2 separate regions of the Mus musculus genome follow, and region 1 is linked to region 2. A link is a loop called in an ENCODE intact Hi-C map of the cell type or tissue named here. Cell type or tissue: heart. All regions are shown on one strand. Links, peaks and the distances in the headings refer to the core of each region. The heading gives the core; the rest is flanking DNA. Region 1 overlaps Pcdh7 (protocadherin 7). Region 2 overlaps Pcdh7 (protocadherin 7).

Evidence for each region. Peaks named below come from ENCODE experiments on the same cell type or tissue, not always from the same donor. Only the 100,000 strongest peaks of a DNase experiment are listed, where the experiment ranks them.
Region 1: a loop joins it to region 2, with 2.7 times the contacts of the local background. A loop is called at or near these places in 2 of 42 quality-filtered maps.

The regions. Positions count from the first base shown.
Region 1 is chr5:57,736,034-57,751,971 of GRCm38, reverse strand. All of the region lies in intron 1 of Pcdh7 (protocadherin 7), which reads right to left. Among named protein-coding and RNA genes, the nearest start is that of Pcdh7, 26 kb to the right of the region's middle. In heart, for the core only: a CTCF peak has its summit at 8,839; DNase peaks (open chromatin) are centred at 7,861 and 8,821; H3K4me3 peaks cover 347 bases; H3K27ac peaks cover 979 bases.
Region 2 is chr5:57,939,324-57,955,261 of GRCm38, reverse strand. All of the region lies in intron 2 of Pcdh7 (protocadherin 7), which reads right to left. Among named protein-coding and RNA genes, the nearest start is that of Pcdh7, 230 kb to the right of the region's middle. In heart, for the core only: no CTCF peak of the experiment used is centred there; no DNase peak of the experiment used is centred there.

The sequences.
Region 1 (15,938 bases), core at 4,097-12,096, 200 kb after region 2:
TATGTGGGGAATTTACATTTTTCAATAATTGTGAGCAGAAAGGAAATTATATAGCCAAAGAACCATCTTTGAAAATTTAATTATTGAAAACAAAGAAGTTAATAGCATCTGAACAAAAGAAATCTATAGCATTGTCTAAAGATATTTACTGTTCTAAAACTCCTTCAAAATCAAGATTTCTGCATGGACATGGTGGTATAAGCCTTTATTCTCAGCACTCGGGAGGCAAAGGTGTTTGAGGCTAGCCTAGACTACACAGTGAGTTTCAAGAAAGTCAGGACTACATTATGAGACCTTGTCTCAAAAAGTAGTATTGCTCAGGTAAACCTATACATTGAAAATCTACAAAGCATGGAAGTCTAGTCAGGAGGAAATAAAATGGTTCACACTTTATAAAGACTAAGAACAATAACAATCGAAGTTAGGAACAAGCACATGTCATTTAAAACTGAGTTATACAGTCTATACATTTAAAACAATATGTTCTCAAATTATAACTGTTTTCTCATTTTATATACCAATGATTCAGGAAATATTTTCTACTGTGTGTGAGGATTTAAAGAATGTTTATAGCTGAGAAAAGGACATGAGACTCTTATCCTCAAAATATGTCTTTGATCTTCAGTTCTCTAATCAGAATAGGCTAGCAAAGGGTGTGTGTTAAATGCTACTACTTCTGAAGATCAAAATGTTTTAGAAAAAATCTTCAGTAAATTTAGCTCACTCAGAAATAATTGAATTGGTGCAGAATCAATGGTAAGATATTATTTTGAAGGATTTGAAAGACAAAATTCTGAATGACTCACACCACTCAAGGGTATAATGGCTAGAAACGTTTTCTTAAAATTAACTCATTTTGTACATTCATAGCATCATAGGCTGAACAACTGTTTAATTCTTTTTTTTATTACGTATTTTCCTCAATTACATTTCCAATGCTATCCCAAAAGTCCCCCACACCCTCCCCCCCCCACTCCCCTACCCACCCATTCCTATTTTTTGGCCCTGGAGTTCCCCTGTACCGGGGCATATAAAGTTTGCCTGACCAATGGGCCTCTTTTTCCATTGATGGCCGACTAGGCCATCTTTTGATACATATGCAGCTAGAGTCAAGAGCTCTGGAGTACTGGTTAGTTCATAATGTTGTTCCACTGATAGGGTTGCAGATCTCTTTAGCTCCTTGGATACTTTCTCTAGTTCCTCCATTGGGGGCCCTGTTTAATTCTTTAACGTTCTAAAATGCCTTAACACAATGCACGAAGACCTTGTAAGTTGAAACTCTGGTGTACATTACAGCTTCACCTGCTACTAATTCCATCCCACTACATGGGATCTCTCTGTGTATTGCTCTAACTCATCCTGTTTCCTTTGTCAGAAAGCACCAAGGTGTCCTAAGGACATCTATGAATGTTACCCAATCTGAAAGAGCTTTAGCCATACATAGTTAAGTGAGTCTTTCTTACCCACTTCTTCATACACCCACAGCTTTCCACATTGCTGTTCCAAGTGTTGCAGTAGCTTTCACTTATAATACTGGCTTCAAGCATAGACAACATTTTGCTTGCTTTCTTTCTTTCTTTCTTTCTTTCTTTCTTTCTTTTTTTTTTTTTATACACACTGTCTCTAGATTAGTACCTGTCAGGAACTTGGTGAATGAAAGACTCAGCATAAATGAAGAAAGACAATTTCTAACAAGATGCCTTCTATATTTTAATATGACCAGTGAACAGAAAAGAACTCAAGGGAAGAATATACAGGGTTGGGAAGGAGGGTGGTGAGTAAAAATGTTTTACATCAGTTTGACTCCCCAGATCCACCTAGAAGTCAGAAGCATACCATAGCACAATCCAGCCTCTGTAATCTTAGCATACCCATCAAGAGATAGACTGTGGAGACAATGATTCTCCAGAAGCTCATGGGACAATTTGTCTGGAGTACACAGGAGAAAAAACACCAAAGAGATTCTGCCTCAAGCAAGGTGAAAGGCAAGGACTGACACCTGAAGTTGACCTCTGATGCTACACAGGCATGCCCTCCATAATTCACATACATGAACATTTACACACATACATACAGAAAAGTCAGGGCTAGAGAGGTGACTCAGTGGTTAAAAATACTGATTGCTCTTACAGAGGGCCTGAATTTGAATCCTAGCACCCACATGATGACTGTCTGTCTCTCCAGTTGCAGGGGATCCAACACCTTCTTCTGGCCTTCTTGGGCACCAGGAATGCATATGGTACATATTGGTACATTCAAGCAAATCACCCATGCATCCAAAATTAAAATTTGTTAACTATATAGATTTATAAATATACCAAAATACAAGTATATTTCTGAAAATTCTGCTTTCCAAATTAGTATCTAGGGTTGACTCCTCTTAAAGATCATCTTCTCCATAGATATTCAATTTAAGAAAGTTGGAGGTTAGCTTTTATTTTTCACCACTAGCACATACTCACACTACCACTCTCTCCATGCCCAGGATGATCAAGTTAGATGCTAGGAAAACCAAACAATATGAGAAATGTTCAAAATTCCCCATGTCCTATGGCTTATAGCTGTGTTTGCCCAGTGGAAAATCATTTGCCTAAATTAAAAACAGAAGAAGTCTAGCCAGGCATATGTAGCAGAGGATAGCCTTGTGGGATGTCAGTGAGAAGAGAGGCTCTTGGTCTTGTGAAGGAGCGATGCCTCAGTGTGGGGAATTCCAGGACTAGGAAGCAGGAATATTTGAAATGTAAATAGAGAAAATATCTAATTTAAAAAAAAAGGCTGCTCAGATAGCTCAGTGATTGAGAGCATGTTCAGGTTTTACAGAAGGCTCAGGTTCAGTTCCCAGCACACACATAGTGTCTTACAATCATCTGTTACTCCAGTTTCAGGAGATCCAGCACACTTTTCTGACCTCTAAGGGCAAGAGGCATGCATTGAATGCACTTATAAATATGCCAGAAATCACTCAATTCATAAAATAAAAATAAATCTTTAAATAAAAATATAGAAAAATGGTTGTGAGCCTAGCCTTTAATGGCTGAGAGGCCCATTGGACAGGCAAACTTTATATGCCCCAGTACAGGGGAACGCCAGGGCCAAAAAATGGGAATGGGTGGATAGGGGAGTTGGGCAGAGGGTGGGGGGGACTTTTGGGATAGCACTGGAAATGTAATTGAGGAAAATACATAATAAAAAAAGAGAAAAAATATAGAAAAATGGAAGAAGTTAATGTTTTATTCCCCAACTCAACACTCCATGCATCGATGGTCACTTCCCAAAAGCTTCACCTTTCTCTGTTAGAAATCAACCAGAGCAAATATTACTCACAACTGGACAAAGCCTCACTTCCATGGCATTGGTAACATCAGGTGTAGAATAATTTTATGTCGTGAGCTGCTGCCCTGTGACTTGTAGGAGATTAGCAGCCTCCTTAGCATCTGTACCCTAAATATAGATAAACTTTGTATAGCAGTTTACAATTTATAAATTACTTTCACCTATTTACTCTCACCTGAGCTCCAGAACTGTGCAGATATTATTAGAATCACATTCACAAACAAGAAAAAAAAAAGGAAACCTGTAAATAATAGCCTGATATTTCTACACTAAAATTATACAGAGGAGGAAGGACATAGACTTTTCAAAAGCCAAGTCATAGTCTAATCTCCTTTGTACCACCCTTGTTTCATAAGCACTTGTTTTACTCAAGGATTTCTTGTTACTGTTTATCTTGATGCCATAATTTCATCAGCAGGGCTAGTGGGTTGCGTATGAAATACAAAAGTCATAATAGAGTTTTGTGGGCATTGTATTTAAAAAGAACGATATAGTCACTTATCTATTTTCTCTTTTGCTTCCCTGTAGAAGAATAATGTTCCAGGCATGTTTTATTGACAATTGGAATCCACTTCAAAGATAATGTATTCTGAACCACTTCTACAAAAAAAAGCCCACCAGGATTACAATAGAAAAAAAAAAAAAACAGAATAACTCCAGGCATGCATGTGGTTTTGATCATTTTGTGTTAAATCAAGAGAGAAGCTTAATGCATTTCAGAGTTCCAAAGACTGAATTTTCCTTCACCCACCTTCAGCCTGCCTCCATGGTGAAGTGAAAAAAACACAAACCTATTGAAATGTTTTCATTCAGGAAAGGAGACACAAACTCCTACCAGACTTTATAAACCAAATAGACAAATCAACATTAGCAGTTGTTTACCAGAGGTGGGGAGTGATTATTTTTTGTTTTGTTTTTTGTTTTGCAAAAATGACAGCATCTTGGACTCATTATCTTCACACAAAATGCATGTACAGGGAAGTAAGCAGAATACATCCAAGAAAACTGACAGCATGTTCTTTTATAATGAACAATTAATCCTTTCTCCAAGTGATAAGTAGTACTCCAAAAAATGATTCTCGTGGCATTCTGTGGTAGCACACTACAGCAATGGAAATTAGAAGGGAACACTTTTACTTGTACCAGTTATTAGAATTTCATCAAATTGCCTTCAAAATGACCCTGACAATGTCCACCATGCAGTTGGTTGAGTGGGGTCATTGTCATGTGCCATCCTAAGAAGTAGAGACACTGTTCTTGAGAAGCTCTCACTCGTGGCCTAACTATACTTTCTACCACCTACAACATCCTACTGGACTCCTAGTGTTCAACTCAGCTGAAAGATTGGACACCGAAAGATAGAAAATGAGACCTCCTATATCTCAAGGTTGGCCACACTATTTACTGTTTCTGAGTAGAGTTCAGCCAGATCACAGCAAGAAACCACCATAGGTTTTATAGATAGTTTATACTTGAGAAGTTCAAGAAATAATAAAATTCCTCAGCCTTTATCCTATAAAAGGGTAAATTGGCAACTAAACTCATATTCCATGTTTCAAAATAAGTTAATGTTTCCTATATGAAAATAAACTTTTCATCACACAAGAAAAATATTTGGTTATCAAGTCTTTTTCATTTTGATATAAAACATATGGTAGTTTATGAAGTGAGGTTATTCAATTTTTGGAGCTTACCTATTAAATCTAAAAGAGACAAAGACTGATTCACAAAGATGTTTTCTCCATAATGCAGGGAATCTATGTATAATCCTCACAGAGCAAAGAGGCATTAAGATTTTAGTCAAAAGGCTGGAGATGTGGCTCAGCTATTAATAACATATACTGCTCTTGCAGAGGACCAGAGTTCAGGTCCCAGAATACATTAGATAGCTCACAACTGTCTGTAACTGTACCTGTGGAGGATCCTGTTTCCTCCCCTATCTCTGAAAGCACCTGCAACTGAGGATACCTCCTCACCTCCACACAAAAGTACAGTCAAAGTAAGATAAATGTACTAAAAACTGTGAACAAGAGTACTATAGGAAAAAATGAAAATTTCCAATTTTCAACAACATTTGAAAATGTTTTCCAATAAACAACATTTTTTTTTAAAAAATTGTCTATGTGGACTCAATGTAAACATCCTGTCTCAAATGTATCAGAGAGAAATCTAGCAATAAGGGTCGGAATAAATTATTATAATGAAAATTATTTAATGATTGCTCTGAATATGAAAGCCAGTCACAAGCCACAGAATTTACGCAATTTCTAAAAGCTGAAAAAAAATTTCAAGAAAAGTCTTCTTCCTTACCTGCTTAAAAGAAAAAGAACCCTGCCAACACAGAGATTTTAACCATGTGAAACCCATTTGTAACTTCTAACAATTAGAATCCTGTGAGAGAAGGTAGTGTTTTAACTCATGATTCTCATCCTAATTTGATACAGGGACTCTAGGGAATCTAATAGAAGAGTAAGAAATAAAATAAAATAGAATAAAATAAAATGCCTGAAAACACTGGAAAGTGCTGGTTAGAGGCACTAGCTAACCTCAGACAGGAAGTGCATTAGTCTCCTGATTGTGCCCACAGTGCCCTTATTTCCTTAGATTCTGTTCAATGTTGTCTGTAGAAAGGATATTAAAACAGTTTAATGTTACAAAGCCTGATTTTTTCCAGTATCCTAAAAATTTTAATATAAATACAATGACAGCAAGTAATTTAAAATTTCAATAAAACGTTTAAAATATTAAGGCACATCATATAATCTGTTTTAAATAATTAATTGCATTGCTCTATGCTGATTCATTCATCATAACATTGCAGATATAAGTGACCCAGATCACTGATCCTCAAGTGGGAACAACCCAGTGCAATGACATTTATTTATAGTTATTAGACTACATAACATGAAAGTGAAAAAAATGAAAAAACGTGTAAGAGGGAAATGAATGAATGATCCAATGTATGAAAGAAAAAGTACATTTCATCAGGCAGATTTATTTGAAATAACTGTTGTTTGAGGCTTTTTCTTTTCATCATGTCAATTACTAATTCCTGCAAATAGCCCCTGGTATTACTGACTTATTAAGCCACTAATGTATACCTGTATAATTCTACCTTGGTATGATTCAATCAATGTTTTAGCTCAAACCACTGCTCTACAAGAACTAGAAAAAGATCCTGCAAGGTTTTGCTGAAAATGAATGGGGCAAATTTTAAGAATAGTTACTGAAAATAAGGCCTCAGGAGATGGTAGACATTCTCAGGATAAAACATCAGGAAGCTGAAGTGCCAAAATATTATGGGGGGAATTTTAATGGAAGCAGACCACACTGAGATCCTCCTTTTAAACACCAACTCCTTCGCTCTCACTTGGCATTGCAGGACTCCCGTCTAAGTGAATCCTCTGGAAATGAACATTTGTTAAACAAGAGCATTCTTTGGGGATAACCCAGCCGTGTGTTACACAGGAGCATCCTTTGGAGATATCCACTCAACATCTTTATCTTGAAGCCTGAAAAGACCATTATTAAAAAGTCCTTCTTCCTGTTACTTCTTTTTAATACTTTTCAGAAGTGACTGTGGTGTAATTTTGTGTTCTCACTTTTGCTACTCTCTAGGCCAGGGCTATTGACCTGCATTGTTTCCTGGAAAAGAAGGGTTTCTAGATTTCTAATTACCCTAGCACTACTACTTTGTTGTGTGTGTGTGTATACAACATACAATAATATGTATATGTGCATATATACATACATGTGTTTATATATTGTTCATATATACATATATAAATCATATATAAATATTCATATAGATACATAATACACACATATACCTCTACACACACAACATAATATCCACAGACTGACGTATCAACTGAACTGAGAAAGTTGTTAATGACATCAATACTATACAAAGAATTTCTAATTTTCAGCTGGACTCAAATCCAAGAATCTATTCTAAATGGACTATAACAAAGTGAATCAAGGAGAGATTAGGGGGAATGGGAGAAATGTCCCCTAGGCCTCCTAGCATTTCCCCTGCACTCTGCATTTCTTCTCTGAGTTCCTCCATTAAAAGTCTCACACCGAGGCTCTCTGCTTTTCTAGCACCCTCTATGAACAGAAATATAACTTGGAGAGGCAATATCTTAAAAACTGTCATCAACCTGTCACTTAGGCAGGATTATCTAAAAGCCAGTTGATAACAAGTTACAGTGCTAATAGAACACATGATAGGTGCTTAGCTCAAAAAGGAACACTGGAAAGCACCTAAAAAAAATAGTAAAAAAAAAATTGTTTAAAAAGTAATCCTTAGGATTTTTCTGCAGACATCCCAATTCTAGAGTACTTTGTATAATCATTGCCCTTTTTAAAAAATGCAAGGCTTAAATATATGAGATTACATGTCTATTTTTAGAAAAAAGTAACATGGTGTCAGATGAATCAGTATGTTCCCAGAATGGGCCTTGGAATGGGTACACATGTCAGTAATGCTGCTGTCACCACACACATCTGCATAAGTCCTCCACAGGCAAGCTGCTCAAACCCTAGGCTGCTTTCCTTTCCGTATCTTCAGTGACAGTAATAGTTCTCATTTGAAGGTGATTTGACATCTAAAAATAACCAAAAGTCAAGTGTGAAGAATTTAGAGTGAAGAGTTACAATCAAATAGTTCTGTTTTGGTCCGAAGTCACAGACAGACTAAAAGAGAGTGAAGCAGGATTGCCCAACAAAGACCAACAAAGACGTCTAAAGATTAACAGCCAAGGAAGAAACCCATTAGAAATCTATCAGAACAAAAACTGTTGAATTGTAAAGGAGGGTGTGCACAAAATACATTTTAATTCAGTTGAAATGAGAATAGTTGATGCCCCATAGCCAAAGTTGCAATATTGATGCAAGACTACAAAGGAGGGAGGAATCAAAGCTATACTGCCATTTTCTTGTCAGGTATCAACGTTTCAAAGAATTGTTAAGTCTTTCCCCCGGGGTGTGTATGGTTCCCATTATAGTCTCATTCATACTATGTTATTATTCCTGAATAAGATGTGTAAGGCAGTCATCAAACAAGACTATTAGTTTCTGAGTATATTCCAGTTGTAAGAGGGCACCAACAATGAGAAATAAAATACATGAGAGAACAACATTCATTTAGACATCATATGTTGGAAATATCATTAGAATCACATTTGTGGTACTCCTTCTTAAGAATTGTATAAGGCACATGCCTCAGATAAACTGAGTTCTAGCTCTGTGTCACAGACTTTTATTTACATAACCAAGAAATATTGCAAATTTTCTGGCCAAAAAAAAAAAATCTATATTCACTAATCTACATTTCTTCTGTGTAGGTTGGATACTGAAATAGAAAGGGCAGCCGGTGCTTAAAATATTCTTATCTCTTGGCTGCTCGATCCTGACCTCTGACTCCCTCTGAGGCCAGGTGAAAACAGCCTGTTCCGTGGCAGGAGGAAACCAGAAGTGGTGCCAAAGCTGACAGGCTGCCCCTGGGGGAGGAAAAGAGCAGCATCGCAGATGATCACAAACTGACTGCTGCAGAGGAGGCAGAGTAGCAAGGGAGAGACATCCTGCCCACAGCCTCGTGTCTGGCAAGAAGAAGGCCAAGTACCAAGCTTCCAATTTGCCAGCACTCTCCTTCCAGCTTTTTTCCTCCGCAGCCTGAAATCAAGGGAGCATTAATAAAAGGTTTATTTTTAAAAACAAAACAAAACAAAACAAAACAAAAAACAGCTTTCAAAAAATTCTAAGAGTCCCCTTAAATGTTAATTCTCATCAAATAAACTCTTGCTGTTTACTTAACTTTGCAAACATAAATAGTGATCATTTTAAAACAAAATAACATGAGCTTATGAAGGTGGGTGTGCGCATACCTGTGATGGTGGTGGCTTGTGTGATGAGTGCGCTAGCGTGTGAGAGAGAATGGGGGTGAGGGGAGAAGGAGGGGGTGGGGAGGGCTGGGGGTGAAGGAGCACAGAATCTCAGCTTTTATTCTCTGTTTTTTTTTTTCCTCCAGGCTGATTTTTTCCCCCAAACCTTTTCAACTAGAAGTTTAGGAAGAAATGTAGGCAATCATGAAAGTACAGAAAGACACAACTTCCTATCTCTATTCCCCCAGTACTTTTATTTCTTACTACCTTTTGCCTTTGATGAAAAAGTCCCTCTTTTACCCATTTTTTTTTCAATTATTCAATAAAAAGCCCAGCAAGAAACGAGCTTAAGTGATGAAAAAGAAATAAGCCAAACATTTTTTTTTTGGACCCTTGAGCAAAATCCTTGATTTTTTTTCCTTTTCCTAAATTGAGACTTTGCACACTAGCTCTGAAGTGTATTTTTCTCTTTTCTTCAATAAGACATTTCAGCGATTTCTCTGAGTGATAAAATAATGTGTCTTCAATTCTCTTCCACAGTTGAGTGCCAGGAATGGAAGGTGACAACTCTGCTATTTTTGGTAACAATATAATCTTTTTTGTAAAAACTAATTTTTCTAGGAAATACTTGGACTGGGAATCATGACTTCATTTCGAATTTCCCTTTGTCTTTATCAAAAAAACGTAAGTATCATTATACAAATGGAATCGTTTTCATTAGTACCCACAGTTTTTACAGCTGGACTTGGAGTTTCTCTTATCTTGCATAAAATGTTCAATGATGAACAAGATAGACTGTTCAATGGTGAACAAAGGAAAAAAAGATAACAAAAAAGTTGGGTATTTGCTCAACATCAGAGATTAGAAACTCAAATGAATTTAAGAAACTCTGCATGTGCCTCCCTCTTCAGACTGTGCTCACTAAAACAAAGGTGTTACAAGGTGAGTTGCACTGTTAGAACTTCTGGTTTCAGTGTCTTCCTTGTGCAGGGCAGTATGTGCTAAGTAATTTCCTTCTGATACTAAACAGCATGAAAACTAACTTGGCAGTGCATGTATCAACACTCTCCATTCTTACAAGCCAAAGAAAGTTTAAAAACCACCACCCCATCTAATGAGAACACAAGGTAATTTCCAGTAGTCTGCCTGCCATAATAACTAAAGACAAGAGATGCTTCTGGGCATCTATTTTTTTTTTTTTAAATTAGGCTTCACATAAATTATTCTCATTTTCTCTATATGGAATGTATCTCACCACAATGCAGAACCCAGAACTTCTTTATTTTCTACTAATTTAATTTATATAGATTTATGTAGTTAGTGTATATGTGTTAGCACACACACACACGAACACATTTGCCATGACATTTACGGAAGAAACAGGACATCTATTATAGACTGCATCTAAAATTGTAAGCAAAGTATGAATGTAAACAGACGCTAAAGAGAGCAACAGAATCTTTGCTTGCCACCAGGCAGCAAGTCTCCCTTGTGCTTCGGTGGCAATTGTTCTTACAAGAGAACTATCAAAAAACTTAAAATTAGTAGCTAGGAATTTTCAGGAACTCACAAGCATAGGCAATTATTTCCTGCATACTATATAAGATTAGTATTAATCTTCTTTATTACTAGGAATTGACAAGTGTTCCCAAACAACAAAATAACCCTACATCAACACATACCCAAGAAGCACACATAAGACCCAGTGACCTTCAGTAAGTATGCATAATATAAGAATACAACACACACTAGGACTTCAAATTATTCTATTCTTTTACCCACCCAGGTATAACTATGTATTTAGTAAAGCTTAGGAAATCATAAATAATTGTCCTCTTCCAGATAATAAATTTAGGCAAGCCTTCCCACTCAAATAGAATGGATCAAGACTTGACTTTGTTCATAATCTTGATTTATTGAATATATAGTAATTTATGATATTCATACCTAGTTCTCCAATTACAAACTGTGATGGGGTTGTAGTGCTGACTGCTTTTATATGTTTGCTGTGGCTGAATAGCAGCTATAAGAGAAAGAAAAGGAGTTGGTGTGGACACTCCATAAGAATTCATGTGTGATCAGGAAATTAACTGCACCCCCTAGCAGGTTATTGTATTTCACTTGCTTTAGTTGGAAATAGCAACGGTGGATTGTTTTAACCATCTGTGGTCCTTTAAATAAGAATAGTCACAGTTGGCTCATAGGTTTGAATGCTTACTCCCTAGTTACTGAGTCTGTTTGAGAAGGATTAAGAGGTGTTGACTTGTTGAAGTAGGTTTGGCCTTGTTAAAGGACTTGGGCTTTGAGGTTTCAAAGGCCCACTGTTGGTCCCAGTCTTGCTCTCTTTCTGTCTCCTGCCTGTGGGTCAGGATGTGAACTCTCAGCTACCACTCCAGCACCATGCCACCATGGTCCAAACAGGTCATGACTGATCCTCTGACATTATAAGCAAGCCCCCAATTAAATGCTTTATTCTAAAAGTTCCCTTGGTCATACTACATCTTCACATACAAGAGTAACTAAGAGGCCATCTATTTAGGAGAAGAAAACTAAGTAAGAAAACAATAGCTTCAGAATCAGGGTCCATTGGTTTCAGTGCTTAAAAGTTGTAAACTGGAGGCCTCAGAGGTGGCTTAATGGCTAAAAGAGCTTGATGTTCTTGCAGGGGACTCAGATTTAGTTCCCAGAAACCAATTAGAGGCTCAGAACCCGCTACAACTGCAGCTGCTAGGCATCTGAGGATTCTTTTGCCTTTCACAGGCGCCTGAATACATATGGTGCACAAAATTTCATGAAATTTCATAAAAGTTCACACACACACACACACATGCACACACACATACACTAAAAATAAAGAATTAAAATAAACCCTTACATCTTCCCCACAATATTGAGATGTTTGGATTTCCTATAGGAGGAGATAATATACAAGAGAATACAGAGATATTCTATATAGATATATTGGAAAAGCTTCTCAGTTGAAAAGAAAATATCCAACAATGGAAAATATTATTGAGATCTTCTTTTAGACACTAGGCACAGCAAGAATTAAAGCAGCATCATTTTACTAAAAACAAAAATCACTAAAGCATAGTCTTAAATGCTGCTCATTTGCAGTTTAGATGTTCTGTACAAATGTATGTAAATTTTAAATAAAAACTGATGAATTTTTAAACTACCAAAAGGGTATGCAACAGCAGCTCTTTCTTGTAGATTCAGTTGATCATCGTGAGCAACAGTCGGGTAATCTTACAAGACCATCCCAAAAGTAAAATGTTTGTAGTTTTAAATATGCTTTGTTACTGTATATTCTTATAATCCTTTTGTATCATCATTTGTTATTTTTGTTCAGCTTACTATATGTATTTATTAATTATATTTTGTTGGAGTAACTATGTATGTTAGTCACTATATATCATTGTGACAAAAATGCTTAAGGAACAGTAGGGCAATGTTCATTTGGACTTCTGGATTCCAAGGTCTCAGTGTATGGTCATATGGCTCCATTGTATATGGGCCTGTACTGAGGGAGAATATTATGATAGAGTATATGCCATGATACCTAACAACTTACCTCACACAAGATAAGAGGCAAAGACAAGTGGAAGAAAGAAACTAGAAACAAGGTAGTAGGCCAGAACATGCCCCTAGTCACCTACATCTACTGCCTAAGTCCAGCCACTTCCTAATATGGCCATCAAATTATGTATCCAATAATGGATTTATCCTTTGTTGAGTTTAGACTTTTTGTGCACACTCCTGCATGACCACATCTTCGACACACTATCCGTTAGGATGGGGGCGAAAATATTCAAACCCCACCAGCATGCATGACACAAGACATGCATGTATAGTGCAGGAATCCATTGAGGATTTGGAATGTCTCCCCCCCGCCCACAGATATGCAACTACATTTTCATGACGTGTAATCAGTACTTATTTGAAGAAACAGAAGAATTCGTTATTACAAATAGTTTGTAACTAATTCCTTTCCCTTTGCTTTTGAAACCTCAAGAGGAAAATATACATTTTATTTTTCTAAAGCGCTGATTCACAAAAAGTTAACAAAATTTTATTCTTCATTAGAAGGCATTTCCTATCTTGCATCAAATGGCAATTCACAGAAGATTAATGAATTTGTTTCTTCTACTTGCACTAATGATATGCAGAACACTTTGTGAATAGAGAATGAATTGGAAAATATTAAAATAACAACAGCTTGTGATGAGGTATTTCTGAAAATTTTAAGACCAGGCTGAGGGAAGAAAAAAAGAGAATACCTCTGTCTAACACACAAGTTCCCATCCTATAATTTGCACTTTGATTGAGGTTTAAGGTGGTACTATTTTTTCAAATGGACCGACTGACCTAATTTCAAGAACATAATAAAAGGTGTCAAAATTGCAAGGTTAGAATATCACTGAAGCCTTGCCGCAAAGCAAGCGAATGCAATTTCAGTCTCATGAAACTAGTTGTCTATAATGCAGAGCTGATTCCTGTACTTCACAGTAGTTGCGAATGTGGCCTTTTGTAGCTAAAGTGTCTGTACTTGAACTGTAGCTCTGCACTTTACAAACTATGTGACTGAGTAAGTCACCCTTAGTAAGTAACTCTCCTACTCACCACACCCATTGTCCACAATATAATGATAACTATCAGTTAGACTTTGTGGCTGTTGTGATCAACTGATGATTACATACAGGCAAGCTACATACTACTCAATGGCCAGAATATAATGTGCAACCTAAACTTAGCTATTGTGATTTATATAGTGTTCCAAGGATGCCCTGGAAGAAGACTTTTTTTTCCCCCATCTTTTCTGTCATTTCTATTTGCTAAGTACCTAGATTGCTACTAAGAACTTAAATAGCATATAGATGTTAGCATTGAACATTTGTTCTCTGAAACATTAACTGTATTACCTTTGTATGGGTAGTATATATTTGTATACACCTATGCATATGTACATTGCATGCACATATACACATAAGCATGAATTTCATGCTACAAACATAACAAGAAAGGAAAACCCAGCAAACATAGAGGAGTTAATTTTATTATTTCTGACCCCTTGTTGTATTGGTTTGGAAGAAACAGACCTTACCATGACTGATTTTGGACACCAGAAATGTTATCTCTGGAAGGATTTTTGCCTTTGTGATCAACAATTAAATATCCTGAAAAGCAGGTTTAAACGCAACGTTGTAAGTCCGCTTCTGTTCATGCACTATTTATTACCATTTCTCTGCACAGAAGAATATTACATTTTCCATTTTTAAATGTTGGAGGTCAAATGTCCAACCAGCCTTAGAGGCCCAAAAAGTACTCCTTAGGAAAGGCTTGCTCAGCTCTTTTGTTTCTTTGCCTAGGAATGCTGACAGAAAGAGAGTTAACTCCTGCTTTTCATTTGGAATTTAATGATTAAGAAAAAATAGATGGTTGCTTCTAAGTGTTAATATTGCCATTAAAAATAATTTACATTTTTGGATTCTTTTGGGTGGATACTGCTATTTTATTCATTAGTATACCTTTATACACTTACTGGCTAGCAAAAGTAAAATAACCAAAATGTTAAAAATAACTAAAATGATAAATCTCAATGAAAACTAGATGCTGCAGAAATATTCAATGATATGCATGAGATGTTAGATGTAGGAAACTGGGAAATGTATTTAAAAAATGTATGTGCATGCATACACATTATAGATTCATATTTTTTCCACAGAGATAAAGCACATATATGAATCTTTCATCATTGTAAAACATATTTGAGGTTCCTCTTGACAGGAAAAGAGGAAAGCACGTGCTCCTCTGAATATAAAGACTAAATACAATTAGCAGACATGCAAATGCTTATAGTCCAGTCTGGTATGTCTTACTGAAGACCAAGAATGAACTCTGCTATGGACAGAACTGTGCATTTCTGAGTCCATCTATTAAAATCATAAACTGTGGAATGTCAGTACTTCCAGATAGGCATTTAAGGTTAAAAGAGGTCTGAAGGTTATGGTCCTCATCTGATAAGGGCTAGTGTTTTTCTCAGAGAAGCGGGCATAGAGATTTCTGTCTGTGCATGCACAGAGGGAATGCATGGGAGGAATAAGGAGAACGCAGGCAGTTACATGGAAGCTGGAAGCTGAGTGAGAGGCTTCCCCAGAAACCACACTGACCAGCACTTTGATCTAAGTTTTTCAGAGAAAATGAAATTTAACTCTAAGCGTTCAATGTGCCCAGTTTGCAGTATTTTGTAATAGCAACCTGGGAAGACTCATACAAAGTATTAAGACTGTTGATAGGCCGGAGAAAATAGTTCAGACAGAAAAGTTATGTGTCCTCAAAATATCAGGACTAGAATTCAATTGCCAGGACCCTAAAAAAGAAAAAAATAATATTGTCATGTGCAGTGACAGGTTTATAATCCCATCAGTAGTGATTCAGAGACAGGCAGATGTCTTGAAACTCCTTGACCAATACCAATAGAAAAAGGGTAGGGGGTGGTACTGTTTCGAGGAGAGATGTGGGAGGTTGCTCTCTGGCTTCCATATGCACACTCACAAACTTGCACATGTAAATGCAGGTATATGTGCCTGCACACACACACACAGATACACACAAGCACACAGACAACTGATAAAAAAATACATAGCAGATATTATGGAGTAGAAAAGAAGCACCGAACGTTTTAAAGGTTTGCCTTGTAAATTGAAGTCTACCATTACT
Region 2 (15,938 bases), core at 3,579-11,578:
TACTTTGATGCATTTTTCAACGTAACTTGACTTCCCTGCTTATAGCAAAACAAAATCTTAATATAGTCAACTCCTAACCATTGGCAAAATGGAGCTGCTGTGCCCAAATTGATGAACTCCGTAAAACAGTTGTTAACTAACAACTAGGAGGTGGAGTCTCTCAACTCATGTTGATGAGTCTGGATGCATTGGTCTACTTATAATTTCTCTTTATAATTGGGAACAAACAAGAAAAAAAATGCTTGCTTACTCCATTCATGTACCATTCCCTTCAACAAAACACAAACAAAAGAGAACATCTTAAATGTATTTCTATTTATTGCTACCTAACTGTTACTAAACTTTCCCTTTTTCATAAAAACTGCTACTTCACATTTTAGAGGCAACACATTAAATCTCCCACAGAACACTTCATGGATCCTGCCCACAAAACAATGAAAATTACCTTTGATGAGTAATCAGACAAATCAAAGGGCTGTGTTTTTATCCTGAACACTTTTATGGAAGGTGAAAGTGTGATGTCTTTTTAATTTACTGGAAACATTTAAGTATGTGAGCCTCCAAGTTTGAAAGACTGGGATGTAATTTAGGCTTTGCAAGAATATATTCTGATTGTAGAGTAAGGTTTTACAATTACCTGTAGAGTGTCTCTCATCCCTTAGGCCTAGCCAGTCCCAGTCAGTGATCCACAATGAACATCCCTTGATTTTAAACAGCTACTGTTTGGGAAGGCTGATGAGTTATAATGTTAGTGGTCAGAAAGAGCAGACTGTGTTTAATGAGGGCAAGATAGCTACCTAAATCATGTTGTACATGCTGAAGATTAATTATCATGAAAAAATTTCCAGGACAGGAAAAATTTTCAGCTGGAGAAATACTTTTAGATGAGACTGGTCATCCCAACCAGCTATAGAAAGTAATTATCTGTAATAATTTGACCAGGAACACTTATAAATTTAGGAAAACTTTTCTTCTCTTTGCTTTGCCTTCTCCTCCATCTCTTCCTCTCTTCTTACCATCCCTTCCTTATATATTTTTATCTTGCTTGACAAAGCTAGTTGTTATATCACTAAATCTTTATCCCAATATATTCCCTCTCCTGCCTGCCTATATATATAGTCTGCTTTAACATTTTTAGAACTTCAGCCTCTCTAGGCAGCACTTGTCCTGAGAGCTGAATGCTTAGAATTCCACGAACAAATAATTTTACATCTCTTCTGTAATCTCTGAAGAGAACAGATTTAGAAAAAACTAGAGGCCTAAAGAGTATATTAATAATCTGTTCAAACAAGCATAAAACAATTTTTTAATATCAATGATCACTGCAATTTGCAGGAAAGTGAAAGAATCAAATCCATGTTCTACATAATTAGCCATTAACTTAAAATAGATCATATAGTTATGGTTGTGAAAATAAAGATTATTTAATTAATATGTTTGCATGATTTGATTGATACAAAACTAATTTATCTCCCAGTTTTAAGTTAGAATTGGCTGACATAGACATAATATATTCATCAAAGAATATACTTAAATTTCATTATTCTATGTAAATTGTATACACTTAAAATAAAAATGATTATATTTTAAAAACTACTGATAACAAAAGAAATTTTGAAAATCATGTTTGATATAAAACAACTAAAATGAAAAATTAGTGAACTGAACATAATAAGATGTGAACTAATTAATATAGGTATGTGTCTTACAGATTTAAAATCAGGATCCAAGCCTTTGTAGGAAAAATAGCATAAATATGAGTTAAAGTAAAATAAACACTCAAACAAAATAATTACCACAGCCAATCAAAATATAAAGCTGTGGAAGACAGTTCCAACTGATGGATCTACAAAACAACTTCTGCTAAGCCTCAGAGAATATTGAAAAACAGGAGGCAGAAAGGTTGCAAGATCCAGAGGATCTGAGAGTTTGCTGCAAGAGTTTTTAATACCACCAGATTCCAAAACAAACAGGAAACTCAAAAGTTTTAAGCCAAATACATAGGTTTAATCATTAGATGTATTATTTTGAATGAAGTAGACTCATGTCCCAAACACAATTAGTTAACAGTCACTTAGTTTTGTGGTCCATGAGGGACTCAATAGTACCCCAGGACTTGAACAATGCCTGTCCTTTCTGTTCTTGCCATGAAATTAGTTGCTATGTTCCTGTCCTGTCAAGTACAGATACATGAAAAATTGTAGGACAAGGTGTGGCTTACTTGGACTGTGCTGGTATCATAATGTTTTCTACAAGATGTTTACTCCTGGTGGTAGCCTAGCCAAGCTCTTTCCAATTCCTTCAAAAGTAGAGACAAACTGGACAAAATATCAAAATAAACAATAATATGAATTCAAGATTGTTGCTAAAGTGTTAGATGTAAATATATTTCATGAATTTATATTTTCTATCTACTTTCAGTTAGGAACAATTGTATGTATGTATATATACTTATATGCATACATATGTGAATACACACATTGCAGCTTTTTATATAACCTGCAGGTCAAATATTTGGTGATAACAAAGGTTGATTAATTTGAGAGAGCATCATGAATAAGATTTGTAAAACAGATTTATCCCTTCTGGAATTTTAAATGCTTTGAGCTTTAAGTTGCCAATGTTCCATGGTGCTTTGTAAGCCTATTTAAATGATTTTATGAAGTTAATATGACTGAAACTCATTACTTTAAAAGAGGATTGTCAGCAACACAGTATTTTATGAAATGTTCCCATGTAAGAAATGAGACCCAACAGTATTAATTATGTAAGAGAATATCTGTTGAAATAAGAGAAATTTGGACACCTGCTGATCAACAAATGCTAAATGTCAAGATATGAGTAAAAATGTCGAGAAAGAGTTTGTGTTCCTTTTTTTCTAGGTCACATGTTGCATTCACATTGATTATTTAATTGATTGAAACTTAATATTTTAATTCTATATTTAAATAAAAGGTAAATATGTTTATTTTGCTTTCAATATCAAATAATTTTAATTTTTTAAAAAGTAGTATTTTTCTGTCTCATTTGGTCATGGTTTTATTTTCTATATGAAATTAAATTATACAACTTAAATTGAGTTTCACATGAATAGTGGATAAGTTTGACTTGCATTAATCATGTCCAAGAAAATTTTAAGACAGAAAATTAGATGGAAAGGAACAAAGACATTTTGATTAACTGATATGTGAGAGATTCTATTAATATTTTCTCTTAAACTTACAAGTTTATATATTTTCCTTTTTTGTCTATACGTCAAAAATTTTTGAGACTTCATATTTTCTGTTCTTCCCCCATCTAATTTGATGAAAATAAACAGTCATATGTGATACCACATTGTGTTATTTAACATAAATAAATTCTACAATTATTTCCCCAAATGCCTTCATGATCCATGAGTTTATAACTTCATTTTGAATATCAAATTTCTATTTCATCTAATCCCTATGCCCTTTCTCCTTAGAAGCAACATATCTAAGATGTATTTGGGGACTATGATTTTTAGGTAATTATGGGAAATATGCCTCCTTTTTGAACTTCAACAATGTATGCAGGAATTATTGGAAGCTTAATGTGGGCTACTCTTTATTCCACCTTTAAGGCAGCGAAGGTATCACTGAGTGGTTAGATTATCTATCTGTGACCAAATTTCAAAAAAAAAAAAACAGTTTATCATTAGAAATCTCATAAATAAATTTTAATTGAAAGTAAAAGCTAAATGCATATGAACGTTTAAGTGCAATGCTAGTATGCATTACACATGACTCAGTACTTCAGTTTGGAACTGGTAGTTTGATGCAACTGCTGGAGTGGTGGTTCTATGTGACTTGATCATGGGAAGTTAGGTAGTCTAACAATTGCTGAGGGTTGGTTATTATTCTCTTCCTAGAAATAAATACTCAGAAAAAAACTAGGTTATAACTTCTAATTCTACTTCTTCCTAAAAAAAAATATTTAACTCATCACATAAGACAACATAATTTACAACACTGACAGTAACATTCAGGAAAGCTCAGAAAATAATTAATCATTTTGGTGAGTAATTCTGAGGTGGATATTACATATTCCCCTAGCACATACCACTTTGAACACCCATGGGTATTTAGAATAAACACTTGCCTTTAAGGGAAAGGACATCATTTCATTAAAATGCTCCTTTAAGTGGCCCTCAATTTATAACCAAATTTCAAAAAAAACAGTTTACCATTAGAAATCTCATAAATAAATTTTAATTGAAAGTAAAAGCTAAATGCATATGAACTTATAAGTGCAGTGCTAGTATGCATTACACATGACTCAGTACTTCAGTTTGGAACCACCTTTTTTGGGTAATCTAGTGCTTTGAGATTCATGCAATAAATTCAAGAAAATGCCTTCTTTTATTACCACAAAAGGTCACACAGTCTTGAAGTTGCTCTTTAAAGTGTACTTTCCTACTGTTTTATATGTACTACCATTAAAGGTAGAAGAAAATATAGTTATGTATAAAGCATACCTTATTGTACATTAGTTATGTTTCTTTTAGGTTTTACCACTTAATAATTTTATTATTTTAATTATTCTTTAATGAATGAATTTGAACTCTGCACATTATAATGAGAACTTCCAAAAAAGTAGTCATTAATATAAAAATATAGAATTTACTTTTTCTTAGTTAGATTGGGAATGATTTTTAAAATCTCTGAAAAATATAAAGAATAAGCATTATAACCTTTAAATATATTATGATGTCCAAAAATTGAAAATTTAACTTATGAACCATTTCACAATCCATGATCAACTAATTTATTTTGTCAAAATATTGCCAAAAATAGAAAAGTATAATTTATTTTAAAAAACACTATACTCTTCCCCAAACTAAAATGGACTCATTAAACACAATATTGCAAAACATTACACTTTTTATTTTCTGACTTTCCCTTTAAAGTTTGTAAAGGTTGTAAACATACACAAACACACATGGGTGTTTTCCCTGGAATCCTATTGTATTGGTACTCTTCAGCCAACATCAAAGGCAGTGCACAGATTCGTTTGATATGTAGTTGATACGATGTACGGACAGGCAACATTCAATAGCTATGCTGCCTATTTCAGTCTGACTGTATCAATTCAATTTATCCTGCAAAACACCTTGGCTTTTTCTTCCACCTTCGGGACTCCTAATTTTCTGCTTCCACTTTACCTGCTTGCCTTATTCTGTAAAATGCAAGCAGAGCTACCAACAGCATTAAACAAACTCCATTAAAATCATTGAAGCTTCCTTTTTTTTTCATTGCTCTTTGCAAGAATATGTCACTTATTCTGCCTGGCTTTATTCTACCTTCTTCTCTCTGTCCTCTCACACAAGAAAATACTCGCTTCCTGTCTTCAATTTCTGAGAGATAGTCAGAATTTTAATTTTAAGTGACTCAATACATATCCTTAATTTTTGAGCCCTGCTTCTTTCTCTCGCTCACCCTGAAGCTAACACAGAATTATCCACCTCAGTGGGCAGAAGGAGCTTAAATTTATCTTGGCTTTCATTTATATGAGAAACTAGAATTTCAGTGTGCTAAAAAAGACACCTTATAGAAGACACATTATTATATACAACAGAGGCAAAACCTGTTTAATTCATATATTTAAAGACATACCAAATACAAACTTTTTTATTTGATAACCAATTAAAATATAAAGAAATGTCCTTGGAGTCATTATTGGAAAAAATGTACTGTAAACCACCCTCACAAAACTATTGCCCTTCCCAACCTCCTCTTTATTTATATTTATAAACATAGAGCTGGATTGAACTTTTTCTTCTTTTTTTTTTTTTTTTTTTTTTGTTGAATTTTCGTAGGATACCAAGCTGTAGTCCCAATTTCTTTGTTGCTTTGAGGAAATATATATATACCATTTACTTCATTACTTCAACTCACTAGCTTTTCAACCAGTATATCCAAGAAAGAATGCAAAGCATTAAACCCCTGAACAATGTGCAGTCCTCTCATCTAAGAGGATCCGCCATCCCCTTCAATTAACTGATATCCTACTGCCATCAGCTAATGCATCTGTGCTAAGAGTTTTCTTTACAAGACGTTCTGTTTGTTTGCTTGATGTCTGCTGTGCTGATTAGAGGGACAGACAAGCACAAATAATGATGGTTATGTCTGCTTAATGTTTATCTGGGAATCTTCAGTGACTGTCTCTGTTTTGTTTGCTATAAACTCAAACAGAAGGGCACTGCAGTGCAACGTGTCCAGAGGGAAGGAGTGGTGGTGGCAAGCACTTCTTAGGCAGCTCCTGATTCTCTAGGTTGAGCTACCCCCTTTTTTTCTCCTTACAGGTTTCACCTCTATAAAAGAAGTCGAATGTAGATTACAAAGAATTTTTGTTTTTGTCAAACTTTGCAAACAGCCGACCATCGTCCATGTTCTTCCAGAAAAGCAGCAGGTCATGCCACGCAGTGGCGTTTTGCTTCTTGTGTACAGAAATGTTTATCTGCTTTATTTCATCTCGGTGACACAAGCTATGACGCTATGCAGTACATTCATGCAAAAGAAAGCTTCAGCTGAAAATAAGATCTTTACTTCTAGCGTCCTACTGCAATACTTTCAATAACAAAGATTTAGAATATTTGCTAACACTTCTCTCACTGGCTAATGGGTTTGCAATATCATTCTTTCTACCTGCCTTCCTGCCTTCACTCCCTCCCTCTCCTTCCTTTCTTCTTTCCTTCCTTCCTTCCTACATTCCTTCTTTCCTTTCCTTTCTTCTTTCCTTCCATACTTCCTTCTCTTTTCTTTCTTTCTCTCTTTCTTTCTTTCTTTCTTTCTTTCTTTCTTTCTTTCTTTCTTCCTTCCTTCCTTCCTTCCTTCCTTCCTTCCTTCCTTCCTTTCTTCCTTCCTTCCTTCCTTACATCTTGCATTCTTGCTTTCTTTTCCTCCCTCAGCTAGTTTTCACCAACTTTTTCATAATCTCCTCCAGGAAAAATAGTATAAGACTCTCTGCAAAGACTTTATATTTTGTACCTTAATGGCTCGACTATAATCAAGCAAATGACTTTCATAAGTCATTTGCAGCAATGTGATTATCATTCATATAACAGCAGATAAAGAGCATCTAGACCACAGATAACAAGGTGAGCAGTAGGTACTCACAAGGAAATTATCAGCTTTCTAGTTCCAGTAACAGATCTGAGTAAAAATGTCTCTGGATATTGTAGAGTTCTCCAAGGAGTCAACTTCTTCGTTGAGATATTACAATTTATAATAATAGGCCCCAATGGAAAACTTGAGAATCAAATCAGCAAACGACTGTACAGAGTTATAGCTGGTATCATGTCTTTCTGTAGGGTTGTTTTCCATTTTCTTTAAAGCCTGTTTTTCCCCAGGATGTGGCTGCTTGTTTGCCATGTGACTGGTGATAAATGGCATTAACAGTAGAGTTCATTATGTCTAACTTTCTATCTTATGAATGTTAATAATTGAAATAGAAATTGGTATGCAACTTAGAGATTAACATCTTCATTGATGTAAAATTAACAAAATAGTTTATTTTATGGACGAGTTCTCTCTCTCTCTCTCTCTCTCTCTCTCTCTCTCTCTCCTGTCCTTCTGATTTTTCTTTATTTTTGCTTTGTTTTCAAGACATGGTTACAGTGTGTAGCCCTGGCTGTCTTGGAGCTCACCCTCTAGATCAGGCTGGCCTCGAACTCAGAGATCCCTCTGACTATGCCCCCTGAGTGCTGGAATTCAGGTACAGACCATCAACAACTGACTATACAGATCAGTTTTCAATGAGCATTTTTAAAAGCAAGTACTATATTATATAATTCCATGGAGAGACATTTTCTCATGTGGTCATGCAGTCATTTGTTTCTAGAATGAAGAGACAACAAAGTTTGAGATCACTCTCTCATCTGTCTCTACTATAGTGTCTGTGCACGCACACACACACACACACACACACACACACACGAGTTCCATTGGATGTCCATTAACCAAAATCTATTTCACTCTCTTCAAAAGAATAGACTCTATTTCTGGTGGAGACAAAGGATAGTTTCCTTCGATAAGTGTTAATCGACTGCAGCTAGTCAATTCCCGTGCCAAAGGGACCAACCTTCAGAATTCTCATTTGCTATAAGCCACATTAAAGATATTTACCTGGAAATTTATTTACTTAGAAAAACCAGTTTATCTTCCCAGAATTCCTTGCTCTCTGGGCAGTTGTTACATCTCTCCACAGGTTTCTGTTAGGTGTACCAACATTTCTGGGTCCTAAAGCAGAAACTCCTATTTCTTTCCTTTCTTTTCTCTTTGACTCTTTATTTCTACATTTGTCCAGAGTTTAAGGTTTTTTTTTTTCGTTCTTTCTTTCTTAAAGCCCTTGTCACCCACATGTGGCTGCTTGTCTGTCATGTGGCTTGATGATTTTCTCTCTAACCCTCTTCACCTTTTTTTTTTTTTTTTTTTTTAATGGCAGCTGCTGAGATTTAAAGCTTGCCTGTCCTGGGGTTTTTCTTCTGAACTCTAATAAAATGGCCTTTAGATTTTTTTTCTTTCTTAAATTCTTGCATTAAGAACCCCAGGACTGGACTCTCATTTCCCCATTAACATATGGCAGGCAGAGGAGACCGTCTCAATGACTGGTAACACTTACATCTAAATACCTAACACACACATATATGAATGCATGTTTATGTAATTCATGCATACATACATTTCCAATAGTAAAATGCAACAATCTAAAATTATAGCAATGAATTTATTTCCTTTTTTCATAGGTGTTTTGGAAAAATGTTGAAGCAAAACTGTAGCAAAGTGAGATAATTACTTGCATGATCATACTATTCCACATCACAGAGTAAAACCAAGTTCTAGAATTCCTCTCAAGGATATAGCTTTAGAAATAAAAGTAAAACCCTTTGTCTCACTGACAGTCACTCTTAACTAGCTTAGCCTCTCCATTTTACAGATGACGAATCATACTTCTGTCCATTTATTGGCAAAGCTAGAGCAAAATACCAATTTCTAAAATCCCTAGACTTCCGTATGTTATAAAAAGCAGAAATAATATTGAAGGGGTTGTCATTCAAGAGACGTATACTTATGCAGTAGGTGAGAATTTGAAGGGATGATTAATCAGTAGCATCCTTGGTCCATATTGCTCTTTATGGTACTAAGTGGAAGATATTAAATACAGTATACATGACATTTACCTCAAATAGATGTGAGAGACAAAGAAGATAGAGGTTTCTTGTTGTTTTAAAATTTACCTAAGAATCTTATATTTAATGTGATACCTAAAGGGCAATGCTTTGAGATCTGAATATCAAAAATTGGAGGGGGACATGCATATATTCATGCAACTTAGCAAATGACAGTTAGTATTACAGCAAAAAAGAATTTATGTAGGCACTGGCGCTTTTGAGAAAATTAAGTCAAGCACTGAAATTACCATGTGGAAAAGTTTCATTAAGATGATATAGGTTTACAATATATAAAGCATATTTGAAAATGGAAGTCCCGAGCAGGGTCAGGGCAAAGGCATGTGGCGTGAAAACTGTACTCTGCCAGCAAATTAATTAAATTTCACAGCTCCAGGAAGACCATATATTCTGTGTCGGCACTCACTGAGAGTTAGATGTGCAGGGCCTCTGAGAGTGTGTTGTAATCTGCTCATAAATAGAACTCACCAAGGGACATTGACAGCAATTTGGCATTAAGCAAGAGTGTGCATAAGTGAAGAATTTACTTTGTAGTAGCTTTTATTAGTACAGCTCTGACAGCACATGCCTTACCCAGTTTTTTTATTATTGTTTTGCTCTAGTTTGACCTCTGTGAAATTTACTGTTACAGATGATCTCATATTGTCAGTTAAGTCAATAACTTGAACTCAGAGAATCTTTTCTTTTTCTCCACTGGCATTATCATTAACTTAATAATATCTTTGTAGTGCTGAATTTGCTAGAATTTTGGTAAAGATTCACTATAATAAAGAATAAGGTCTTCCAAACTGCTTTTTGTTTCTAAACTTAAATCTACTTTATACCCATATTTATTCTATTTATATATTGCCTACAGTCAAGACCCACATACTTATGTAAAAACCTATTCAAAGTCTTGAATCATTCTGAACTGTGTTTCCCTTTCAAGTCTGAAGAGATATCAAGGTAATTTCTAGACTCTTCAAACACATTAAGTAGGAGTTAAAAAAAAAAAAAAAGAATGACCCATCATGAATTTCTTGTTGTATGGAAAAATTGTTCTGATATAAACGGGAAAGTTATAATACCTAGAACATGAAAAGAATTTGCAACCAAGTAATGGAAAAGTTAAAGAGTTGTGCTATAAGCCAGGAATGAAATATACAGAGATAAATAAACATTTACACATTTTCACATCGTACCAGCCTTAATTTAAGTCTGAAAATACTTTCATTTGGAAAAGAAGTAGCATTTAGCTTTCCTTTTCCCAAAGAAAATACTGATAAACAGATTCAAGTTAAAGGGTAGATTTCAGCTCAACCTTACCAAGGAGTGGTGAGGAGTGAAGGGACTGAGAAGCAGGAAAGGAAGAAGGGAGGGAGAAAGATCATGGAGAACTAAATTACACTAGAGATTGAGCCCCCTTTACATTTTGTGTCATGGAGATTCCTTGTGCACACAGGCAAAAGTCTTCCAGAGGGATGTGGAGTATCCAAACATGACCTACTAACATTGACTTTGTTGGCCGTTAATCTCTACATCTCCACTTTAAAAAATTCCATGAGTAATAAGACAAAAACATAAAAGATCATGTATCCTATGTACCTGCCAGTTCACAGAAAGGAAAAAGGCACAAACTGATTTCTAGGTCTGAACTGATAAGCATTCAGTTTGAACTTCTTTGCTTGTGGTCAGATGGGATAGTTTGAAATGGACATTGCTTCTCCATTATGTCCTAATTCAAATATGTTCTCTTGGAACCACCTCTTTCATTGAGTAAGTGAGGATAAAATTTCATCTTTATGTGGGAGGGGAAATGACTGCTCTGTAAACATTCACTCAACATGTACACTAAAGATGCACACATCAAGAGCTATGTGAAGCTCTGCCCTCTACAAATTCAGAGGTCACTGTGAATGCGTATCTAAGTGGCACGGGATGCATCAGACCCTACACAAGATTCATTTCACTCAAGACACTGCTAGTGACCTTGCTACATTTGACATTACCAATCCTCAGGGCTCACACCTATTATACACAGATCAACACATTTAAAAGTAATCCATTGATGTAGTTAAATTTGTAAGAAAATGGAGGCCAAAATTCTGACACAGGAACCTCTAAATAGGCTGTAACTGCATGTTTTTCAAACAGGGATTGGTGAAATATTCTTCACATGTAACACTCCAACTACACAAATACCTGTGGGCATGATCAACTCAATCTGTTGAGTCAGATGTGATGGCAGGAAAATTTGTTGCATTCAGGCCCAAACCACTAAACATAAAAAATAGAAGCATTGGCGAGAGGCCTTCTGATGTGTAATCAAGCAGTGATCACTTGATAGGAAGCCGTATGTTACTAATTAAAGATTAATCACCTTGTCTGAGATTCATTGCCTTTTCAGGTTTGATGACATTTTAACATACTTAGATACAGTAGAGAGATTCTTTATTGTCTTTGAACTGAAGCTAAACATATATAAGTAAAAGCGAATTGTTCAGTTAATATACATCTGCTCTAAGGACTGCAAACACAGTTCTCCCACACAACCACACTTACAGACACACTCAGTTTTGTGTAAATACATCTGCCAACAGTCTTCCTAGCCCAAAGGCAGTATTGTAGTCACATGTCTTAAAGAGCCAGAGAAAGTCACAGGACAAAATGAGGAGCCTTAAGATCTCCGAAGCAAGCCCCTGCAGGAGCCAGAAAGACTAGTTTCACCAGTGGAAGAGGAAATCAAGAGGACGGGTGTTGCCCATAGATCACTGTGAATTCATGTTTTATTAGTCATGACTCTCCTAGATTGTGCCCTGAGGATCCAGTTCTTTCAAAATGTAATACACTGAATTAAAGGGTATCTTGGGATAGCTTGAACACAACAGACACTTCAATCTTCCTCAAAAGCCACCAGATGAGTTGACAAAAGTTTTTCCACAAGTAATTACCATGCTTTCTGTTTAACCAGATTGGCATTTTGGATATAAATCCAGATATATGTGAATTGGCTTACACCTAAGTTTTTATAACTCAGTGATAGGGGTAGTAAAATATGTTTTTTTGTACCATGCTTCTAAAATGCAAGGAAGACTAAAATCTGAATTAAAATCTAAAAAGTATTTTTATTTTATGATCACTGCCCCCATTCCTGGTTCCCCTTTCCACAGTCCCTTCACCCATGCCCCCATCCCATTCTCCTCTAAGAAGGTGGAGGCCCCCTCTGAGTAGCTGCCCACCATGACACATCAAGTCTCTGTAGGGTTAGGTGCTTCCTCTACCACTGAGGCCAGACAAGGCAACCCAGCTAGAAAAACATATTACACAGATAGGCAACAGCTGTTGGGATCCCCCCCTGCTCCTGTTTGGGACCATCAAGAACTGAACTGCACATCTGTTATATATGTGTGTTGGGGGGAGGGCGCTAGATCCAGTCAATGTATGTTCTTTGGTTGGGGGTTCAGTCTCTAAGAGATCTTTTTAAACTTATTGTATCAGTAAGTATTTAGAGAATGCTGAAAGTGACATACTGATAAAAACAAGATCACTTCTCTTCAACTGGTTGGATGTAACACCTTTTTGAGAACAGCATCAGTAATTATTCTATATGCAGCATTCAAGGGGAAAAGTTCTACAAATTGGAAGAAAGATTGCAATGTGTCACAGGTGGGATATGTAAAGAGAAACTGGGTCCAACAGTCCTTTCGTACTTCCAAGCACTGTGTAGTGGATAATCATGTGTTCTATGTGTAAAAGCGATAGCTAGACCAGCAGTGGGAAGCTCAGAGGGGGGCAGCTGAGGACCGCCATACCTGTTGATTAATGGAGAGGCCTTAACAGCACTCTTCTTCCATGCGTCTTGCCATGAGGAAAGGGAAGGAAGGGGAAGGTAGTGATGACAGCAACACCTGGGGAAGGGAGATGGTGAAATATGTAAGGGGAAAATGAGCAGCTGCGGCCCCGTGGTGTCCATCAAGTCTCTGTCAACAAAACCAGGTCCAAAGCGTAGGTTCTACTTTTCTTCCTTAAGAAACATAAATCTCAAAAATGATGTAAGCAAACTGATTCTTTTGTCCTTCCTTCCTTCCTTCCTTCTTCCTTCCTTTCTTTCCCTCTTTCTTTTCTTACAGGTTTTCACTGTGTAGCCCTGGATGTTCTGGAAATCTCTATAGACAGGGCTGATCTCAAACTCAGAGATCTGCCTGCCTCTGCCTCCAGAGTATTGGAATTAAAGGCATATATCACCATGGGGGTCTACCAAGGTCTTCTGGATGATGACCATCACTAGACTTACAACTATAATTCTCCAAGAATACCGCTGGTTGCTAGACAAAATAAGGTAACATCCATTTCTAACATTTTAACTCAACAGAGTAGCTTGGGGACTTTAGGACATGGGCATAGATTTTTAAAAACAAAGTTAAAGAAAAAAGTAACAGGATAAGACTAATAACAAACCCTAAGCCAGATTCTTTTCAATTCTCAGTGTTCTACTGTTTCCTCCTGCTGTCACTCTCTGGTTGCTACATAATAACACAGAATGGTTGTGTTTGGTATGTTCTCCTAAGGGTACAAAACAACAGCATCAAAATACCTTCACTTATATTCATGAAAAAGGTATTCAACTTAGTTGGAGTCCACAAACCCTGTAAGATCCAACTAATAAAATTAGTAAAAATATTCATGTTTAATAATATTTAAATGCATGCTTTAATTGTGACAGCATATGACATTTTAAGCAAATAAAATTATATAGAAAAATGAAAAGAAATGCTTAATAAAGTGAATATATTATTTGCATTTTAATAATTATTTGAATATGAAAAAACTGCATGTGAAGTGTAAGGCCTGTTCCATGTAAGATTTTGTGTTTGGTTTTTAAAGAAGTCTTTGAGACTTTTTGTGTTTATATTCAAATGCAAAATATTCATTTAAAGTGTTTCTTTTAAATAGTTTATTTAAAGACATTTTAGACATTGCAGAAGTTAACTTGCATATTTAAATGCATTTATGACAGCAATTTGAAATGTAAAACTAGATATATAAATGGCCCAAGAATTAAAAATAACAGTTAATTTTTGTTTCTATAAAAAGTTTGACTCTTCACAGAAATATGTTTCTTAGTGTATTTATTACCAAAAGGCTGCAACATTGTTGAAGTTTCCTATAAAGATAAGGATTTGTCTAAGTATGTGTTTGCATTCTTGTTTCTAAAAGTATTTTCAACTTTTAATCCCAATGTTTAGGAAAGCAGCTATCAGAAAAACTTTTGAGGTTTAGAATTTAGTAATCCTTTTCATCTTTCTATGATCCTGTTTAGACGATGTATCTCAAAATATTCCAGTTTCTCAACATCCTTTGGCTCTGACACACTTCTGATTAACCTTCCTGTCTGTTTAACAGGAACCACCTAAAGCTTGGGCAATAGCATTAGTCAGATTGTAAATTGAGAAATCCTGGAAACTAATTGCTATCATAAAATATTAACATCACAGAATTCTCGAGGTTTAAGTACCGTGTAGGCTTGTTGAATTAAAAGAATATCTCCATATTAAAAACTCAATTATCTGATGGGATAGGACCTTTTTTTAGGAAGTTTGGTGATGTTTCTTACCTTTATCTGTTGTGTATTTAACTTAAAAAATGTTACACAAAACATTTGAAAGTTTAAATTCTTTTCTAAAATTAAAGCCTACATATTTTAAATTAAACCAATTTATTCATAAATTTAAATACTTCAGAGTGATTATTTTAGGATCAGCATTTATCTTTGGATGAATCAAATGTGGGAATCTTGCAAGCCAGGAAAAAAAAATTATAGAATCCACATGCTCTGAGTCTGCAGCCAGATAGTTCCATTTAACATGGTGAAATAGACTATTTTCTGCATACAAATCCCTAATATACGAAAGCTTTTAATAAGTAACTAAATCTTTTCTTAGTTTTAAGGAAAAACCAAAGGGTGGATTACTATAATGTGTATAGCATTGTGAGAAATAAGAAAGCAACTGTGGCAAGTGCATAAGCACCAAGACAGAGGAAAACGTGGATCACAACTTACCAAGTCATGTAAAATAATATTCATAAATAGCTTTGACATGGAGAAGGTTCTCGAACAAGAGACATAAAAATGGCACATGTGAAGGGTAGGGGATCAACCTAATGAAAAAAATCTTTGCCATTCAGGAGGCATTCCCAGTTGAAATTTTACTCATGAAGAATAATACAAGCTAGATTTCATATGGCAACATGAGGAAAGGGTTGGTACAAGCAAGCTTAACAATGGCAACAAGAAGAATGGAATGGCATAAACGGTTTCACATGGCAACAAGAACAAGGGATGGGTTTTGCGTTTCATCAGAGGAGATGTTGATGTTGTTTTAAAGAAGCACTGATGGTAAAGAGTTTGTGATGCTTTGTGAGAATGTTGGGAACTTGGTCTCACAGAATACAGTAGTATGGAGAACAGTTTGGGAAAGCCCAATAGTCCGGCTCTTATTGTTAGCATTCTGTCTAAGCTCCATCACACAGTTACCTGGCAAAAATCAGGTAAGCCTGACCCACTCTAAAAGGGGCTATTTGCCCCCTCCTTGCTCTCTTGCTCTTCCCTTCTTGCTCCCTCTGTGTCCCCTCGACCCTTCCCCAGTCCTTTCTGCCCTCTCTCCATGTGCTCATGGCCGGCCTCTACTCCTCTACTTTCTCCTCTCCTCCTCCTCCTCCTCCTCCTCCTCCTCCTCCTCCTCCTCCTCCT